2 separate regions of the Homo sapiens genome follow, and region 2 is linked to region 1. Evidence: read pairs that join two places in POLR2A ChIA-PET (ENCODE). Cell type or tissue: OCI-LY7. All regions are shown on one strand.

Evidence for each region. ChIA-PET counts read pairs that join two places held together with the same protein. Peaks named below come from ENCODE experiments on the same cell type or tissue, not always from the same donor. Only the 100,000 strongest peaks of a DNase experiment are listed, where the experiment ranks them.
Region 2: POLR2A ChIA-PET joins it to region 1 with 6 read pairs; 2 of 35 experiments call an interaction of 5 or more read pairs at or near these places.

The regions. Positions count from the first base shown.
Region 1 is chr20:63,501,175-63,503,674 of GRCh38, forward strand. LOC124904955 (a long non-coding RNA gene) reads left to right here. Exons shown (of 2, transcript XR_007067719.1): 2 at 151-294. It overlaps LOC105372725 (a long non-coding RNA gene), which reads left to right and starts at 884. Exons shown (of 3, transcript XR_937004.3): 1 at 884-1,280. RefSeq lists enhancers at 640-1,145, 1,146-1,651. In OCI-LY7, no CTCF peak of the experiment used is centred here; a DNase peak (open chromatin) is centred at 1,057; H3K4me3 peaks cover 566 bases.
Region 2 is chr20:63,879,677-63,882,176 of GRCh38, forward strand. All of the region lies in intron 4 of TPD52L2 (TPD52 like 2), which reads left to right. Among named protein-coding and RNA genes, the nearest start is that of DNAJC5, 14 kb to the right of the region's middle. RefSeq lists enhancers at 1,254-1,423, 1,965-2,134. In OCI-LY7, no CTCF peak of the experiment used is centred here; no DNase peak of the experiment used is centred here; H3K27ac peaks cover 125 bases.

The sequences.
Region 1 (2,500 bases):
TGAATAACGGCAGTGGCCTGACCACGTCCCCAAAGTGCACGAGTTGTAACTTAATCCCCAATGCAACAGTGTTGGGGGCTGGCGCTTTCGGGAAGGAGTCTGGGTCATAAAGGGTTTGCCCTTCCGAATGGATTTGTGCCCTATAAACAGGACTCATGGCAGTGGGTTCTCTCTTGCTCTTCCGCCTTCTCCCATGTGAGGACACAGCAAGAAGGCCCTACCAGATGGCAGCACCTTGATCCTGGACTTCCTGGCCTCCAGACTGAGAAATAAACTTCTGTTTACTTATAATAATTTATAAATTTATAAAGCAAACTTTATAAATGTTTAAATTTAAGTAATGTATAATTACCCAGTCTCAGGTATTCTGTCATAGCACAACAAGCAGGCAAAACACTTGTCAATGGCCGGGTAGCACCAAATGACTTCAAGTACCAAGCATCCTAATTAGTCACAGCCAAGTCGCCCAGCTGTGTGAGTTCACAGTGTGGGGGACGGGGGACAGGGGGCCGTGCACGTGCACAGTGTGCGGGGATGGGGGCTGCGGGGACAGAGGCTACAAGGTAGGCCCCACAAGGCTGGCTGGAGGACCTTGAGAACCTGTGAGGCAACTGGGCACAGAAAGGCCAAGATTCCTGTCCAAGGACACGCAGCAAGTAAGGGGGCCTGTGGCCTGTGCTTTCCCTGCCCTCCCCCAGGTCAGGACTTGGGCCCCTCTTCTTGCATCTGAGTCCCTGGTCACAGTGCCGTCCTCACCAACAACCTGGGGGGGGTGGGGGGAGGGGAAATGGCGAGTCAAGAGGGCACCAGCCAATCAGGGCTTCCCTGGGGGCAGGCCCCGCCCCTCCTCGACCCCTCCCAGAGCCCCCAGGCCCCGCCCCTCCTTGCCGCCTCCCAGAGCCCCCAGGACCCATCCCTGAGCTGTTTGGGGAGACACAGGCAACCCCTTCTTTGGCTGGCTAGGGTTTCACGAGCCTCGGGAAAGAAGATGCAGCTAAAATTAACCGCTATCAAGCTGTCAGCCCTGGAAATAAACCTGCCTCCCATTGGCTGCCGGTGACGTCACTGCTGGGTTAATAATAGCCGCCGAGTGCCTAACGAACCACCTGTGCATGGGGCACAGCCAGGCCATCACCCCGGGGCCACCGTCGCAGGCAGGTGGAGGCTGGCAGCCCAGAGGCAGACAGGGGCTTGGAGGCAGGGTGGGGAGCAAGGCCAAGGCCGCTCTCTGGCCCCCAGTGTCACAGGATGACCTCAGCCCTGGCCTGGCCCCAGAGCAGGTGTGGATTCATTTTCCGGTCACGGAGCATCTCGTCTGCTGGCCCACCTGGGCCCCCTGGACGGCCACCAGGACAAGGCCCACCCCCGCGGCCATGCCTTGGGGCTGGCTCCCAGGGGACTGAGCATGCCCTTGAGGCAGCGAATTAAACAGTCTCCATGGCAGCAGAGGAGCTCCTGCCTCTGGAGCCTCCCTTAGAGGAGCAGCTCATGTCCCCCCAGATCAGAGAAGCTGGGGCTGGGCTGGCAGCGGGCAAACATGCCTGCAGGTCAGGCCACAGACCAGGGCCAGCCACGGCCCCGACAGCCCACCCTCCAACCCGGTATCTGGGTGTGCCTGAGGCAGACCTGAGTCTACCAGGGAGGCCCAGGAGGGATGCAGCCCCTCCGCCAGGGGGAAGGGCGGCCTGGCCTGCCACCCCGACCTGCAGGCCCCAGCAGGGAGCGTTGCCATGGTGAGAGGCAGCAGCAGCAGGATGCCCTCCCTCCAGGCCCTGCTGCCCGGGAGCCCAGCACCCACCCTGGTGGGGAGCAGACAGCACGTGCTCCTGCCGCAAGCAGCACTTTCTGGGCTTCTGGGCTTCCAGCTGCAGTCCCCGCTAGCCCCTCCCGGCCCCTGGCCATTACAGCCCATTGCAGGCTGGGAGGCTAAACAGGAGGCCGGGGTCACCGACCAGGGTGGGGTCACCTCTTGGACCCAAGAAGGGCAGCCCCTGGTGCCAGCACAGGGGCGCTGTGCCCTCCAGTGCCCAGAGGCAGAGGGGAGAGCCTGGGTAGGGTCTGCAGACCATTGACCCTACAGCTGCCTCCTCTGGGCCCTGGAGGAAGAGGGGGCCATCAATTGTGTCTCATTCTGCAGCTGGTCCAGAGAGAATGGGGGGTCCAACGTCTGTGGTCAGGTCTGGAGAGAATGGGGGGTCCAGTGTCTGTGGTCAGGTCTGGAGAGAATGGGGGGTCCAGTGTCTGTGGTCAGGTCTGGAGAGAATGGGGGGTCCAGTGTCTGTGGTCAGGGCCCCCTCAAGGGCCCACTAAAGCAGAGCTCCCTTCCTGGGCCCCACCCAAGGTCCCATCTCCTCTCCTATGTAGCCGGCACCAGGTTCAAGGGGGATCTCTCAAGGTGGGAAATTGCCCTGGGGAACCTGAAGTTCATTAGCAGCTCTGGAGGCCCTGTTTTCACCTCTTTGAATAGCCCTTCCCTCAATTAGGCAGCTGGGAATCTTAT
Region 2 (2,500 bases), 380 kb after region 1:
CAGCTTCCCCATCCCCACTCTTAGGGCACAAATGCAGGTGCAGCTTCCCCATCCCCACTCTTTAGGCACAAATGCAGGTGCAGCTTTCCCATCCCCACTCTTAGGGCACAAATGCAGGTGCAGCTTTCCCATCCCCACTCTTAGGGCACAAATGCAGGTGCAGCTTCCCCATCCCCACTCTTAGGGCACAAATGCAGGTGCAGCTTCCCCATCCCCACTCTTAGGGCACAAATGCAGGTGCAGCTTCCCCATCCCCACTCTTTAGGCACAAATGCAGGTGCAGCTTCCCCATCCCCACTCTTTAGGCACAAATGCAGGTGCAGCTTCCCCATCCCCACTCTTAGGGCACAAATGCAGGTGCAGCTTCCCCATCCCCACTCTTTAGGCACAAATGCAGGTGCAGCTTCCCCATCCCCACTCTTTAGGCACAAATGCAGGTGCAGCTTTCCCATCCCCACTCTTAGGGCACAAATGCAGGTGCAGCTTCCCCATCCCCACTCTTTAGGCACAAATGCAGGTGCAGCTTCCCCATCCCCACTCTTAGGGCACAAATGCAGGTGCAGCTTCCCCATCCCCACTCTTAGGGCACAAATGCAGGTGCAGCTTCCCCATCCCCACTCTTTAGGCACAAATGCAGGTGCAGCTTCCCCATCCCCACTCTTAGGGCACAAATGCAGGTGCAGCTTCCCCATCCCCACTCTTTAGGCACAAATGCAGGTGCAGCTTCCCCATCCCCACTCTTAGGGCACAAATGCAGGTGCAGCTTCCCCATCCCCACTCTTTAGGCACAAATGCAGGTGCTGTGAGCGCTTTAGAATCCTCTGCTGCAGGTGACTTTGCTTCAGCGAACCACAGAATGTTCACATGGTTTTATGCATTTGTTATTTCAGGGAAAATCAAGGTTAAAGATGTCTTCAGAATTTGTATTTTTGGGCTGGGCACGGTGGCTCACACCTGTAATCCCAACACTTTTGGAGGCTGAGGCAGGCGGATCACGAGGTCAGGAGATCGAGACCATCCTGGCTAACACGGTGAAACTCCGTCTGTACCAAAAATACAAAAAAATTAGCCGGATGTGGTGGCGGGCGCCTGTAGTCCCAGCTACTCGGGAGGCTGAGGCAGGAGAATGGCGTGCACCCGTGAGGCAGAGCTTGCAGTGAGCCGAGATGGTGCTGCTGCACTCCAGCCTGGGCTACAGAGCAAGACTCTGTCTCAAAAAAAAAAAAAAAAGAATTTGTGTTTTTGAAACTAAATATAGCAGGTCATTAGTTACTTATAACTGGTGTTTTATTAATAAAAGAAGAAAAAATTTAAAAACAGCCATGATTCCAGCTGCACGGAGCCTGGATGGGAAAGTGCATCCTCTGGGCTGAGCACGGTGGCTCACACCTGTCATCCGAGCGGGCTGGGCGCAGTGGCTCACACCTGTCATCCCAGCACTGCGGGAGGCCGAGGCGGGTGGATCACCTGAGGTCAGGAGTTCAAGACCAGCCTGGCCAACATGGTGAAACGCTATCTGTACTAAAAAGACAAATTTAGCAGGGCGTGGTGGTGGGTGCCTGTAATCCCAGCTACTTGGGACGCTGAGGCAGGAGAATCTCTTGAACCCGGAGGCGGAGGTTGTAGTGAGCTGAAATTGCACCACTGCCCCCCAGCCTGAGTGACAGAGCGAGACTTTGTCTCAAAAAAAAAAAAAAGAAAGAAAGTGCATCCTCTGGTAGGCCTTGGGCCGGGGGCGGGCATGAGAGAGCTGCGCTGGGATGCGCTGCCAGGGCACACTTGGTGGGTCACACACTCTTGTCAACTGTTTGGGGGCTGGAGAGTAGTAGCACTCAGCTCACACGGGCCTTCTGCAGGGAGTGGTGGGAGGGCCTGTGAGTAAGGGCTCCGGAAGGCCCATCATTGGGACCTGGTGCCGCCAGTGGGAGCAGGAGGAGCCTGTGCCTTCTCTGGCGCCAGTCATCCCAGATGCCACTCAGGGCTTGGCTGGGTTTGCCAGCTCTCCAGGTTGGCACTGGTAACGCCAAGATGGTCCTGGGAGCCCATCTCCATTCAGCCTCGAGTTCCCTGGCTTCACTGAGGGAGGAGCCGTGATAAGGTGGCTGTGGGTTCGCATTTTGGACTTTGTTATGTCAGAGTCTGCTGTGTTTTGTGTTTATGGTGGCAGCTGGATGAGGGCCAGCGACTTCAGGTGTTGACTGTCATGGTGGGCCCAACAGTATCCCTGCAGCCACAGCATCCTGCCTGCTGCCCTTTGCCTGTCCTGCAGACGCCAAGGCCCTAGAGCTTTGCTTTGATGGGATGTACCCATGTGGGTGGACACTGGAGGGAGCTGGAGGGGATAGAAGCGGGGCCTTCACTAGGGGCCAGGACAGACCCTTGCACTGTGAAAAGAGGCCTGGGAATGGAACTGTCCGATGTTCTGAAGGCACACGGGGCCCCGCCGTCTGGAGCAGGGGCACCTTGCGGGCTGCATGGCCACTCTGTGACGCTCGTTCCC